3 separate regions of the Mus musculus genome follow, and regions 2 and 3 are each linked to region 1. A link is a loop called in an ENCODE intact Hi-C map of the cell type or tissue named here. Cell type or tissue: gastrocnemius. All regions are shown on one strand.

The links. Peaks named below come from ENCODE experiments on the same cell type or tissue, not always from the same donor. Only the 100,000 strongest peaks of a DNase experiment are listed, where the experiment ranks them.
Region 2: a loop joins it to region 1, with 2.2 times the contacts of the local background. A loop is called at or near these places in 7 of 42 quality-filtered maps.
Region 3: it touches region 1 in a loop (3-fold over the local background); 15 of 42 quality-filtered maps call a loop at or near these places.

The regions. Positions count from the first base shown.
Region 1 is chr8:119,602,282-119,607,281 of GRCm38, forward strand. Taf1c (TATA-box binding protein associated factor, RNA polymerase I, C) reads right to left here and starts at 2,925. Exons shown (of 15, transcript NM_021441.3): 1 at 2,854-2,925; 2 at 1,959-2,097; 3 at 1,100-1,184; 4 at 869-966; 5 at 709-798; 6 at 550-623. The coding sequence starts at 2,096. It also overlaps the pseudogene Rps13-ps4. In gastrocnemius, CTCF peaks have their summits at 3,022 (motif pointing left) and 4,189 (motif pointing left); DNase peaks (open chromatin) are centred at 1,118, 2,482 and 2,964; H3K4me3 peaks cover 1,798 bases; H3K27ac peaks cover 2,403 bases.
Region 2 is chr8:119,517,589-119,522,588 of GRCm38, forward strand. It overlaps Mbtps1 (membrane-bound transcription factor peptidase, site 1), which reads right to left. Exons shown (of 23, transcript NM_001167910.1): 15 at 4,891-5,000; 16 at 4,167-4,323; 17 at 3,410-3,534; 18 at 2,684-2,761; 19 at 551-691. Among named protein-coding and RNA genes, the nearest start is that of Slc38a8, 18 kb to the left of the region's middle. In gastrocnemius, a CTCF peak has its summit at 2,729 (motif pointing left); a DNase peak (open chromatin) is centred at 2,712.
Region 3 is chr8:119,410,001-119,415,000 of GRCm38, forward strand. It overlaps Mlycd (malonyl-CoA decarboxylase), which reads left to right. Exons shown (of 5, transcript NM_019966.3): 5 at 1-1,102. The coding sequence ends at 521. Among named protein-coding and RNA genes, the nearest start is that of Gm46053, 5.0 kb to the left of the region's middle. In gastrocnemius, a CTCF peak has its summit at 2,855 (motif pointing right); a DNase peak (open chromatin) is centred at 2,858; H3K4me3 peaks cover 261 bases; H3K27ac peaks cover 619 bases.

The DNA of each region.
Region 1 (5,000 bases):
AGGCGGAATTTAGCATCCTTATCCTTTCTGTTCCTCTCAAGGTGCTTTCGGACAGCAACAGCTTTCTTAATCAAATGGTAGAGATCCTCGGGGAGGTCAGGGGCAAGGCCTTTGGACTTGAGGATTCTCAAGATTTTATTTCCAGTCACAAAACGGACCTGGGCCACCCCGTGTGAGTCCCTCAGGATTACACCTATCTGGGAGGGAGTCAGGCCTTTCTTGGGCAATTTGTAAATCTTTTCCTTCACGTCGTCAGACGTCAACTTCAGCCACGTGGGGACGCTACGGCGGTAGGGCAGCGCCGACTGGGACAGGCCCTTCCCGGGAGCGTGCATGCGACCCATGATGGTGGAGGTCTGGCAGCCCACGCCTAAGGTTTACCAATGACCAATCTGCTTTTCCCTTACGCTGCCGGGGATTTTGTGAACTCATGGCTCAGGACTGTGTGGGGCTGGAAAAGCCACTATGACGAAAACCTGGTCAGTGTCCCAGGTCCTTCCACATCTCACGGCAGGCCAGTCCATGGCTGCTCTCTCATTGGCTACTTGCCCCCAGGGTTGGTGTCCGCCGAGGTCCTGAAGCAGCTTCTTCGCGCTGACTATAGTCATCTTTTTCGAGTAGCCCTGCAGGGAAGGGCTGTCAGGTTGGTACCCTTGGGTCTCACCAGGGAGGCGGCTGACCATCCACCCGGTGGTGGCGGCTCCTTACCCGGTTCCCCTCCAATCTGAAGTTCTCCAGCATGAGTCTCCCCAGGGGTGCGAAGGCTATGTCCCCATGGTCCCACAGGAAGCGGCTGAGCTGGAGGGAACAGCTGTGTGAGTCAGCATAGCACAGGCGCTGAGAACCAGTCTCACCCAGGGACACTTACCTGCTCAGTGACATCCAGCACAGCCTGAGACTGGTACTGGTAGCAGTGACCTCCCCGGAAAAGGAAGTCCTGAGCTGTCACACCAGGGTCCCAGGGATCTAAGGGGAGAAGGAGATCAGAGAAGAACCTGAGAAGGAATGGGGACAGGATACCCCTGGAGGTCTGAGGTTCCCCTTGTGCGTGTGATGGCTGAGGTCCTTGGAGGGGGCCCAAAAGGAGAGAGACTCTTACCAGGATCAGGAGGCATCAGGAGGGGGAGGGGTCCTGGCGTCGATGGCTCCCACAGTAGGTTCTTGGCAAAGGACAAGGTCGGATCCTAGGGAAACGGGGCAGCAATAACATGACAGGTGTGCAATCCCTGCCAATTAACTAACTCAGTCCTCGGGACAAATGTGAAAAGGTGGTCACTTCGCTAATGAGGAACCCTGAAGCATGAGGCTGCCGCCCTAGGTGACAGAAGCAACAAACAGGCATGGACTTGAACCCAGGCAACCGACTCCAGAGTCTGAACTGAATTCTAAACTTCATTCACAGCAGCTTTCAAAGGAAGCGCCTAAGTCATGACTGCCTACCCACAACCCAATGAGCTCCAACTTCCTCAGCTATCTCCTCTGAGTCCTGCCATTCAGTGGGCACCCTTGTCCCAAGGACCAAGAACTCCCCTCCCCCAACACCCTCTCTTTGACATGCTCTCCTCAATGTACTCAATACAAGGCTGCTAGAGATGGACCTCCCAAGAGCAGAAATCCTGCCCCTGGCATTCCACTAATTCAGGCAAGTCAAGGCCACACTATAAAAGGTCTGCCCGTTGGTGTACAGTCTCTCACCATAACTGGAAGTCCCTTAGGTGGGGTTGCCTGACTTCCTCATGCTGGGCTCCTGGGCCTGTAAGGACCCCAACACATAAACACCTGCTGAACCCAGGGAGAGGGAGCGAGGAAAGAGGAGCCACAGCCTCTGTTGAGAGACACTGTCTGGACAGCAGGGCAACCGGTGCGCAGCTCAAGTAGCAGCTGCCTAGACCTCTTTTCCCAATAAGTGAGCAAGGAGGAGGAACAGACCAAGGAAAGGACCCTATTTCCATCCTCACCTTGCAGTTCTGTGGCTGGGACCCTGGCAGGGTCAGTGCATCTCTCCAGCTGCACATGAAGGACAGGTCAGGGCCATCAGTCATGCCAAGTGGACCGGCCTTAAACAATGAAGGGCGCAGGGTGCCAGGGAAGTCCATCCTGGAGAGAATGTATCTAACGTTACACACGCCTTCATTAGGAGTCTCAACAGTGCACCAGGGTTCTCAGAACACAGTAGGGGAGACCACTACAAGGTAGCAGATAAAGACCAGACTATGCCTAATGCCAGCGCGTCAGCAGGGCTGCCCAAGGACTGCTCACTCTCTTGAGGGCAGCCAGACAGATATCTCTGCTCACACCTTGGAAGAGGGGCTGGGGAGAAAGTGATCGCAAAAGGCCTCGTGGCAGGTAAAGTGCCAAAGAGATAAGCAACCACAGAATATACAAAGGGGAGAGTGTGGAGGACCAAGTGATGCCGATGAAGGCTGAGCGTTCATCAACGCGCTGCGCATGACAGTAGCAGGCTGACTTTCTTCCACCCCTCTGTGGACATGGGCTGCGTACTATTCCTGCTTCCCCACTGCCAAACACAGGCTTCTCCGAAAATGCCCGTGGGCTGAATAAATGCAGGAACTCTTTAGAAGCAGTAACTGTCAAGTCAGCCCTCATTTTTAGTAAAAATTAAATCTAACATCCGCAATAAGAGCACCAGCAGAGCACTAGTACCCGCTGGACAAGACGTGAAGGCGCTGAATTTAGAGTCTGAACTGAAAACCGGTGTGTAGTAACCACAAGTGTTCCCGGACCGCCCTCCCTCGTGGCCAGCATCTAGGACGAGCCTCAGCGCTGTAATCGACCAGTCTCTATAGCCACGTGGTCTGCCACGTGCTCTCAGCATTCCCGCAACAGCCTCACCTGACCCCGGGGCCGCAAAGGAGCCAGAGTGCCGAACCTCAACGCCGCCACCCACAACTGTTGGAGCAGACTAAACTGTTTTCCGGATCAGGCCGGAAGTTCGCCCGAGAAACAGGAAGTCCCGCCCCCAGATCATCTAACCGAGTCCTCCAGCGCCACCTGCAGAGCTGAGGGCCAATATGCATGGTCGTGGCGCCTAAGCTATGAAATTTCCATCCTATTTCACAAAAGTGTTGAGAAGCTTGAATTGATCCTCTCAACGAACAAGTGAGCACCTCCGATGAGCCACGCACTGTATTTATTACCCACAAGTCCTAGAATCCGCTTCATAGACACCTCTGGGTGCATGTGTGGCTTTAACAGGGGCCAGGAGGGAATATTAGCTTGTCATTCTCAAGCTAATATTCCTTGTGTGTGCACCTGCGAGTTTTGGGGGATCTGTTCAAACTCGCTCGCATGCAGCGAGTCCTGGGCTCTGCCTGTAAGTTGCCTTGGTCCTGACACTATCGCGTAAAACTTAGGACGCGTGGCTCTGCTGACCACTTGCTTTCCATCGCCTGGAGGCTAAGAATATCTTCAGATAGAATCGAGACAAGGAACAGATTCTCCTGCGTCACTGCAACCTACCTACATGACATTCCCGCCAATGTGTTTGACGACTTCTTTGGGTTTGACTTTCCTTTGTCCTGTAATTATCAGAACTTCATAAATCGGTCTTCATGGTGGAGCAAGTTATTCAGGGAGAAAAATCTGTGTTCCTGAGTTTATTAAGGGATCTCTAAAGGAACAGAACTGATTGAATGAGTATGGAATAGAGGAGATTTTATTAGACCGGCTTACAGGCTGTGATCTGCGTAGTTCAATAATAGCTGTCTTATGACAGAAATGGCAAGGAGAATTTGGTACTGTTCCGTCCACGAGGCTGGTTGTCTCAGCAGTTCTGATCTGGTGCTGTAGTCCTGGGCCATTCCTAAAGAGCCGCCGAGCTTCAGTCTCTGTTGGAATCCTAAAGAAATTGATTTGAATACTGAAAGGAAAACTTCAGCAATGCCATAAAATAAATGGTTTTGCCGGTGAGGGTGAGGTCCAGCAGGCACAAATCATGGTTTCTTTTTCCATTTCTTTTATCTGGGCTGCCACCAGAAGGTGATTTAGGATGGCTCTTCCTCCTTCAAATAATCTGATTAAGAAAATCCCTCACAGGGCTGGAGAGATGGCTCAGCGGTTAAGAGCACTGACAGCTCTTCCCAAAGTCCTGAGTTCAAATTCCAGCAACCACATGGTGGCTCACAACCATCTGTAATGGGGTTTGATGCCCTCTACTGGTGCCTCTGAAGACAGCTACAGTGTACTTGCATATAATAAATAAATAAATAATTTTTTTTAAACTTCCTCACAAGTGTGCCCAGCAGTTTGGGTCCCAGTTAATTTCAAATATTCAGTTGACCACCAAAACTAGCCATCATATGGGGGCATGCTCGTTGGTGTCTATTTGGCTCATGCATAACTTTATTACTATTATTATTTTATTGATTTTTTTTTTTGAGACAGGGTTTCTCTATGTGTAGCCCTGGTTGTCCTGGAGTTTGCTCTGTAAAGCAAGTTGGTTTCAAACTCAGAGATCTACCTGTCTCTGCCTCCTGATAATGGGATTAAAGGTGTGTACCCCCATGTCTGACTGTCAGCTGCCTTCTCTGTAAGATGAGGGCTGTGTTTGAGTCAACCTCTTTCCCATTGCTGGGTAATACAGGAATTCCCTGCTTATGGCTTTAGCACCACTGTCTAGCTAGAAATGCACCATTATCCCTGTATCTTGATATCAAGGTACATCAGGGGCTACCTAGAGGTATGTTAAAGCAGTTTGCTGAGCAGTTGGGTGTGGTAACACACATCTTTAATCCCACCCTCAAGAGACACAGAAACAGGCAGATCTCTGTGAGTTTGAGGCCAGCCTGGTCTACAGAGCAAGTTCCAGGACAGCCAGGGCTGTTACACAGAGAAACTCTGTCTCAAAACACAAAAACAAAAACAAAATAAAAAACAGTTTGCCGGGCTGAGTGTCTAATTTAGTGGGTCTGGGGTAACACTGCTGACCCATAGCCCACATAAATGAGAAACACTGCTTTAAAGGATCAATTTGTGTGGGG
Region 2 (5,000 bases), 85 kb before region 1:
AGCTGGGCCAATTGGGTTAAAGGAATTTTTTTTTAAAGATTTATTATTTTATTTATATGAGTACACTGTAGCTCTCTTCAGACACACCAGAAGAGGGCATCAGATCTCATTACGGATGGTTGTGAGCCACCATGTGGTTGCTGGGAATTGAACACAGGACCTCTGGAAGAGCAGTCGGTGCTCTTAACCACTGAGCCATCTCTCCAGCCCAGGACTTTGTACTAAGCAAGTGACAGTGCCTCATGCCTGTCACAGTCAGTTGGGAAAATAGAGATGGGATTCTAAGGTCTGTAGAGGTTTGTGTATCCTGAGTGTTAACCTTCAGGTATATGCAGAAATATTCCAGCAATCACAGTACCTGTTTATTCTCCAGCTTCTGGCCAGTATCATTCCAGGGACAACGGAAAGAGGGCTGTGTACACAAATCTTCAAGCTCATGAACGTCTTATTCTGGTCATGCTGGGGATTGAACTCAGGGCCTCGCATGTCTGAGGCAAACTGCTGTGCCACTGAGCTACAGTCGCAGTCCTCCTATGTGTTCTTTTCTTACCCTTCTGTCTGTGACTGTCATCCAAGCAGTTGGAGTCTCCATACAGCACGATCCGGCCTCCACCTTCAGATGGAATCTGATAAAGCCCCAAAATGGGAACATTTTCCACAACTGCTGTCTCTTGTTTTAAGACCTCCAATCCTGCAGTAAACAATGAGAAGAGCACTGAGTTCTCATGAGGAAATTACTGATTTTCTAGTTGCCACTTAACTGGAAACTGACCTGCCTAAGACTAGCAAAATACAACAGTCAATCAGAACTGTACAAATCCTTAGAACAGGGAAGCAGTATTTTCAGCATTACTAATTTCCATTTTAACAAAATCCAACTCTCACAAAACTGTATTTACAGGAGTAGGACAAGCGTAGTTAACTTTTAAAATGTGTGCCCATCCACATGCCATTTAGATATAAGATGTAAGCACAGGCATTAGCAATAGAACCCCTAAAGTGCCAAGCAGACAGCACACCTTGAAATGCTCGATGAATCGAGATGTAAAAAGGTATTAGTGCCCTGGGCAGTGCTAACAGCGGAGTCACACTGTTTAAGCTAAGGTGCCTTAGCACGAGGGGCCATACAGCCTGAGAATCCAGGAGTGTGCCTGCACATCAGCTCTGAAATGCCTAACCTCTCTGTGGAACAGGAGAGTTAACACGGCAGTAGCCCCACAGCTAGACAAGAGTTTTGATACTTGGTTATCTTTTCTCTCTATCTTGTTCTGTTTGGTGATAGTGGGGCTTGAACCTAGGACTAGCTAAGCACACTGCCACTGAACTGCAGCCCCACCCCTGTCCTGCCTGTCTCTCACACAGGCAGGCATCAAGCTTGTGTTCTCCTGTCCCAGCTGTCTGGAGAGTTAGCACGACAAGCCTCGCTGAGCTTTGAAAGTGAGGTCTTTTCTGCTCTAGCGTAACAAGCCCCACAGTGTCCCACCTCACATCCAAAGACGTCCAGGTTTACGTCAAGCAGTCAACGTTTAGATGGCACGACACACAAGATAAAGTATGCATTATTAACTCTGCTTTTGCTACCCCCTTCTCCAAATTACTGAACTGCAGGGGGCAACAAGCAAGCTAGGAGGCCATGGCTCTTAGCCCTGGAAGTGGCAAGCCTGAGATAACAGCATTTAGAAAGGACTAATTTACAGTGAGGGGGGCCAGGAGCTGAGAAGATAAAATTGCCATGTGCTTGAAGAGGCCTCACACAGTTACACTGAGAAATCTACTGTCACATTTTCAATTGTTTTGTAAAAGTGTCTCTCAGTTACAGAAAAATAACCATCTTGATTGATGGTGGTGTGGCTGGTCGCTCTGAAGCCAGGCCATCGGTTTTCAGGAGGAAATGGTCCCACCAGCACATGGTCACCACAGGCTATCTTGTTAGTCTCTTAGAACTTAGCAGAGATATGAGATATGGCTGACAGCTCAGAATCCCAGCTCTGGAGTGACAGTCACAGGAAGAGCTTCCTGTGGTCCAGTCCCACTGCCCTGCACATAACTTTAAAAACCAGAGGCTGTATAGTTTGTTCCCGCTTCTCCCAACTCAGCAGGTCTGGGGACTAAGTGGACTATTTATGGTGAGTTCACCTTCTCAGCCTATACTGGGGCCTGGCCTGGCTTGAGGGATGTTTGCTGTGGGTAAATACAGACAATCAGAAATGCCTCTTGAAAGGGAAGATGGTGTCTTACTCTTTGAATTTTCATCAGGCTAAGAACTCTCAAAATCATTGAGACTATGCCACAGCAGTATGCCTAGCACAGAAGAACCCTTTGACTGTGACTAAGACCATTTTGAGCCCCATCCTGGAGAACTCCCCCTCTTTGGGTAGACTATACACTTATATTCAAATTTTCAGCAAGAATTCGTCTTGCTCATTTGGGATTCCCCCAGAATCCATGCCACAGTCAGTACTATACAAATAATACTGCAGTGAGTTTTACCAGGAACCAGAGAGGATGGAAGGGAAGGCCCATACTGCTAATGGCACTCCTAATGCCACAAAATACACACTGGGAACATAGCAGACACTGCTAAAGCCACACTTAGGAGAAAGTACAGCAGGTAGGGCATATGGGGAGCTGGAGAGGGAGGGGAAGGGCACCAGGCCTGTGAGCAGCAGCACCCTTCCTTTACCTTGGTCCTTGAAAGTCTGTGTGATCACGACGCCATCTTCTGGAAACTTGGCGATGCTGCACCCCGACGCATAGTACACTGGAAGACAGACAGGTGCTCAGCATTAAGGGGTGGAGACGTCCAACACCTGCCTCACTGACCCAACATGCATCTCACACAGGGTCTACACCACTCACTCACGTTTGGACAGTCTTTAACCTGAAGAGACAAACTGCTATTGCCTGTTACATATCAACTACAAGTAATCCTTTCAAACTTCAAGGGAAAAGTGCTAGTAGCATGCGGTTTCTGAAGAAAAAATTTAAAGTACATAAATAAACTTTTTTTGTTTGTTGAAAAGAGTTTCATTATATATCCCAGAGTGGCGTCAAACACCTGTCAGGCTTTGCCTCCCGAGTGCTAGGATTATATGGTCAGTTTATGTTGTGCTAAGGATGGAACTCAGGGCTTTGTGCATGCTAAGTAAATACTTTATCAACTGAGTCACATGTCCAGTTCATTTTTCTACAGTGATGCGAACTGAAGCTAAGTTCTTGCACATGCAAGACAGGTAACTACAGAGGTACAGCCCCGGTCCCTAGTGTGCTATTTAAAATCACTGTAGGTCTTTCTGCACTGCAGCTAACTTTTGAATCCCATCTCTCTGAAACCTAGACTTAAGCATGTAGCCCACACCCTCATCCTTTTGCCACTTGTATGCCTCTACACACAGACATAAAACCTTACTGTCATGGTTTGCCAGGACAAACTCCCCTTCATATAGGCCGTCACTGAACCCCATGTTCCACACAGACAGCAGCTCATTCAGAGCTGGGATGTTCGCTCCTCCGGTGTCTGGCATCCACCACTGCCTATAAAAGTGGCAGAAGGCACAGAGAAGGCAAGAATTAAAATCCTCACATACTTTTCCTCTTTCCTTGACAAAATCCAGTCCACACATACATATAAAAGTGTCAACTTAAACAAGCCGTTTGGTTTGAGAAATATGTAAGCTTACTACTCCAGCCAACTGTCTGCCTCTACACACAGACACACTGAACTTTTCTTTTATGAAATGAAAACTGGCATTTCACTGGCATGCAGTCCAGACAGGCCTAGTCTGGATCTAGGCGGACCAGTGAAGCAGAAGTGAGAAAGGAGGCAAATACGCTAAAGGAAATCCACAACATAAGACGACATTTACAGCGGCACTCCAGCACCCAGCGCCACAGGTCTTAGGTGCACATGAACTTTCTTATGTTTGGTATGAAGGACACAGGACAGAACAGCATGCGACAGAGAGTGAAGAACAGGTGTCTGTGCTCAGGAAGGGAGGACACTGACCCCTTAGTGAGCACTGAGTCTAGAAACCTGTCTCTCTACCAGGAGCTTCTTGTACGGAGAAAAGAGCTTTCTCCACGATCTAGAAAGACAAACCCAAGCTAGGACAGTCACACAATAGCCTGCTGGGGAGCTGTGACACCATACTGCTATGCAAGCGTACCTGGTGTTTTCATCATAAAACTTCACTTTTCTCATAACAGAAGTGTTGTACCAGTCACTGAAGATGACGAGGGAAAGGCCATTGTCCACATCCCTCCTCAGCTTAGCAATCTCCTCAGGGAAGTACTCTTCCTCACTGTCCACCAGCAGCAAAGTGCCTGAGGGAAGCAATGCCACACTCTGATAACTGTCACTCCTAAGTGGCAGAAAACAATTCCACAGTGCCATCTCTCACCAGTGTCCTGCCTCTAGGAGTCTGGCTGGTGCCAGCCTGCACCACTACAGAAGGAGGTAAGCAAGCCACAAGGACCAGCTAACTGTGTCTTTGGCTTTTATATTTGCTCAATATAATATTTTGCATTTACTTTGGAAAAAAGTAGTATATATATATATATATATATATATATACACACACACAGTATTTTTTAAAAACAAAACAAAACAAAAACGGTTGGGCCAGCAAGATAGCTTAGCATATAGTTCCTTCTACCAAACCTGATTTCACTCAGGATCCATAAACGTGCGTGCGCACACCCCCCCCCCCAATCTCTGCCCACAATCAGCTCTATAGTCAGCTGAGCATTCCGACCACTAGTGAGTATGAACACCATGGGAGCCTTGCTCTGCACCTCCGCTTTGACACGGGGACTCCACGCTGCCGTTACTGGCCTATCAGTGGTCATCACGGGAACACTCAAGACCTGGCCAGCAGGGCTGCTGCTCACCATACTGTGTGGCGTCAAAACATGTGAATGGGGCGCCGAGCACCTCCACGAAGTAGCCCATGCTGCGCAGATGCTGGTACATGTCCCTGAAGTTGGTGTGGACGTGGTCG
Region 3 (5,000 bases), 190 kb before region 1:
AGCTGGGGGCCTTTTCAAGCCTGTCGCCTATCCCTGGATTCACCAAGTGGCTGCTGGGCCTCCTGAATGTGCAGGGGAAGGAGCATGGGAGGAACGAACTATTCACAGACTCAGAGTGCCAAGAAATCTCAGCGGTTACCGGCAACCCTGTTCACGAGAGCCTCAAGGGGTTCCTGAGCAGTGGTGAGTGGGTGAAGTCAGAGAAGCTGACGCAGGCGCTGCAGGGGCCACTAATGAGGCTGTGTGCCTGGTACCTGTACGGTGAGAAGCACCGAGGCTACGCCCTCAACCCAGTGGCCAACTTCCATCTGCAGAATGGGGCTGTGATGTGGCGTATCAACTGGATGGCTGACAGCAGCCTCAAAGGCCTCACCAGCTCATGCGGCCTCATGGTCAACTACCGCTACTACCTGGAGGAGACAGGCCCCAACAGTATCTCCTACCTGGGCTCCAAGAACATCAAAGCTTCCGAGCAGATCCTCAGCCTGGTAGCCCAGTTCCAGAACAACAGCAAACTCTAGGGACAGCCTTCCCAAAGCTTGGGCCCCTTCTTAGAAAGGAGGCTGTGTTCTGATGGGCCAGGCTTACTTACCACAGAATCCTTTTCAGGGAGGCCACAGCGGTGCTGTCCTCTGACCTCAGCAGGCACTCAGGAGGCCACACCTTGGCTGTCACTGTGGTGGCCCACTCACTGCTAGGAGGCGGTGGCGGACTGGGTGCTGGGGTTCCGGGGATCCCACTGTGCTGCTCCCCCACAGCCTGTGCCTTCAGAAAGCTCTACAGATGCCACCACAGGCCACCCAGGACACAGCCCAGAGCACAGACCTTTTGGAGTATGAAGAGCTGACAGTCATGTTCTCTCTATTTGGGAGAGGACTAAGATCTGTACTGTGGCTAATACCGCAGCTTAAAGCTCAGACTAGAGAGAGTTTGTGCCGTGCACAGGGTGTGTTTGGCACCTCAGGGATGCTGCTGCTGCTTGAGGCCAGAGTTGGCTTACAGGGTTTAAATGAGATCCCAGTTCATAATGAACTGAACGGTAAAGAACAGATTTGTTCTGTAAGCATTAAACATGATTGTTCACTGTACACCTTTAAGTCTACTTCACTGTGTACTTTTCTTCAAGATTAGCGTCCCAGCAAGGCTCAGCTCTGCTCTGATGTGTTTGTGGTGTCATGTTCCCCAGCCAGCCCACCAGGGACAGTGGATGAAATCATAGGTGCAGGATAAAGAGCAGGGGAGAGGTGGATGTGGCTGTGTGTGGTTATGTATGTGTGTGTGTATATATGTGTGTGTGGCTGTGTGTGTGGCTATGTGTGTATGTATATGTGGCAGTGTGTGTCTCCGCATGTCCACACAGCTGTGAGAAGGGCTTGGCTACACTTGGGTTGCATTGGCAGGTATGCTTGTGACCTGGAGCACATGTAGTAAGTATATCCGTGTGTGCATCCACATTTGTACACGCACATCTGTGAGCATATCACACATCAGCAGGAACAGTGCTACTCTCGGTTGGACATGCTTGTCCCCTGTCTTTCCTGATAGCATCTTCTAGAACTTCCCAGGGTGGCCTCCCTAGGTTGACTGGACTCTATGATCCCAGGCTCAACCCTGGCCTAGGTAGAAATGTCAACAGAAAACAGCTTTCACCTCAAAGGCGAGAATTAAAGACTGTTTATACTTGAGCCAGATGTGTCTATGGCCCAAGGGACATGGCCTCAGGTTGCCCTGAATACACCACCGCCCTGAAAGTGTTCGTATGTGAATTTATTATAGAGCTAAGTCATAAAGCAACTTGCCAAACACACTCCAGCAATGCAGGAAACCTGATGAGAGTGGTCCGGGTGCTGAAACCATTCTTGCCTTCTTGATCAGTGGGAACTGGTAGTTATAAAGCATTTAGGGCAAGACAACAACTCCAGGCACCGAGGTTATCAGAACCTGCGTCTAGGACCTACCTAATAGAATCTGCTCCCACACATTGTCCCCTGACCTCCACATATGTGTCAGAGCACACACACAAATAAAAAATGAAAATGTAATGATATTTCTTAATACATGTTAAAGGTTTGGATAGTCACAAGGTTACTAGGTCAAACCTAGGAACTGCATTGAACATGCTGCAGTCAGATTAAAGGCAAGGACGGTTTGCCTCTGATCTGCGATGTTCCAGCTTTCCACAGTCAGGAGGTGCTGTTGCTCCGCATTGTTAAGTCTTTAGCACTGTGTGGCTATCTTGGTTTAGCTTCAGCTTACAGAAACACTCAGCCAAAGAGCAGGCCCTGCTGCAGCGGGCCCTTGGGAGCAGCTGGGAGTGGGGCATCTTCTCTGCATCTGCTCTGCAGGGCACCCTCATGCTGCCTAACTACTGTCTGCATCAGCTTGCTGACCACCCTTCACAGTGTGTCCCTCGAGCCCTTCCACCGTGTCCTCAACCTGCCGCCAGCCCTCCAGTCACTGCCCAAACCTCAGCTTCCCTTTGGTGTGTATTCTTCCGACCTGTTCACATCCCACCATGGCCCTAACCTTAACCTTGGAGGGCCCCGGGTGGAGCTCTGGTCCTTACTGAGACCTGTCACAGGAAGCTCTTGCTGATTCTAAAGCACTTCTCAGTAATCACACTTCCCTTCTTGGTCACTGGGCCACTTCCCACATCTGCAGACATTTTGTGGTGGAAAATGTCCACTTCCATCCTGAGTGATGTTCCTGGCGTGCCCCCCACCCCAGGGCTTTAGGGGATCTAAATGAAATGAGGGTTGGTGGGAAGACGGGGATGGAATGAACACAGCCCCTGTGGTAGACAGCTCTGGCCCCTTCCCAGGCTACCTGATCATAGTAGGTGCTGTCCTCCTCACCGCCACCAGGTGGCACTGCTGCGACTCGAGTGCCTTCTCCAAAGGGTGCGTAGGAGTGGGGTTTGGTTAGGAGCTTCTCCCTCGCCGGCGAAAACCATCTACCCAGACCCACATCGGCCCACACAGACCAACTCCAGGTTTCCAGAACACTGAGCTAGTGAGAGGCACAGAGCTGGAGAGGGATTCGGAGCTGGGGAGGGCGTGGAGCTCACAGGGACCGCAGAACTGTGGAAGAACAGAAACTAGGGGTTCATAGAGCTAGGGATACAGAGCTGGGGACATGGAGCTGCCACTCTCCCTCCTCCCAAAGCTCCTTGGCTCTCCCAGCGCTGGTCGGCTTTCCCAACAGTGGCTCTCTACGGGTTCAGAGGGTCCCTCCCCTCTCCCTTCCGTGGATCTCATTCAGGTTGACTGAACTGATGTTCAGGCCTGATCCAGGATCACAGACCCAAATCCAAACGCACTGGTGGCCAGGTGCCTGGCATCAGCCTTGGGTAGTCACTGTTAGAGTTTTCACATCACCTCTGAGCGTAAGGATTAAGTATTTCATGTCCTTGAATGTAATCCAAGACTGAAAACCAGGTGACTGAAAGCAATGGTATTAATAAGTTCTTGTTGCTTTTTCTCTCAGAAAAGGGTGAGGGGATAGAAAATTTGGCTCCATGGCTAAAGTGCCTGCCATGTAGACATGTGGACCTGAATTTGGACCCCCATGGCCCACATAAAAGTGAGGCCTGATGACACACACCTATAACCCTAGCACTGGGCAGGCAGAGACCCCAGGATTCCCTGTAGCTCACCAGTCAGCTGCCTATCCAGTCAGTAAGTTCAGAGAGACCTCAGAAGATAAGGTGGAGGGACAGTGAAAGATGCTCGTCAGCTTCTGGCCGCCACATGCACACATGATGTGTCACTGCACAGCTACAAGGGCAGCGTGAGTACACGCATTAGAAAACATACGAAGCATCGCACCAAGGTTGGCCAAGCCTGAGCAGCTCCCGCATTTTACAGTTTGTGAAACAAAGGCTAAAGCCAAGGTCGTGCTGCTGCCAACCGAGGCAGACCCCCGAGTGCTTCTGAGCAGGAGGCTTGGAGTGAATCCTAGGCTGGCTCAAGAGGAAATACACCTATGGCCAGCAGGACCCTTGGCAGAAGCCCAGAAGATACAGAGCAGAGCAGGGTGTCCCAGCTGTGTGCCTATGCTTTATCTCAGCCAGAGCTCACTGGCCTCCAAGGAGCCTTTGGACAAAGCCATGTCCACTATCTGTGAATCTTGCAACCTGTGGATATACGTCACAGTGCAGCCCAGGTTTGCAGCTTTGTGGTTTTAAGGGAGAGAGACTAGAATGTATTTTATTTGAATTCTGCCGTGGGTCCTGTTGCATTAATTTTCCAGGGAATCTTTTGTTTTGTTTTGTTTTGTTTTGAATAGATCAGGAGCAAGACTTTTCAGAGCGATTCATATCTTCCATTTGCTTCCGTGATTGGTGTGCTTTGTCCTTTATGTATTTTTCCATCTATGCATGTGTGGGGACACTCAGATGCCATGGCATTTGTGAGGTCAGAGGACAACTTGCAGAAGTCACTTGTCTCCTTCTATGTGGCTCCCAGGGATAGAAACCAGGCGGCGAGCCTCGGCTGAGCCATCCTGTGAGCCCTGATCTGCTTGCTTGCTGCCTACCCTTCTATGCACATTTTCCAGCACATCCTAGCTGGGCCATGACCTCACCTACAGGAGAAATTTGTAGGAAGAAACATTACTTTTAACCTATTTAATGTCAGTTAGCCAGCGACAGGCTTCTATCAACTTGCGGTCAGTGTTCTTGAACGGTTTAACCTTGCTCTTTGAAATGTCCAATAGCTTTTGTGATAGAAAGAGCCCGTCTTTCCTGTGCTAGCCTTCCAATAAAATAGAGCTCAGATGCAGCTGGTCCTTCAATAACATCTAGAGCAGATGTTCATGTATTCCACATGAGATCTATCTATCTTGTATGCATACAAGAGCAGAGGTCATCCAGCTTAATATTCTTATCCTATGCGTGGTGTGAAACCTAGAGCTGCGTGGGCTGGATAGCCAAAGTAGTACTTGGTGTGGGGGTGAATGGGTTGTCTTCATCTTGATCTTCCCCAGGGAAGAACTAGTGA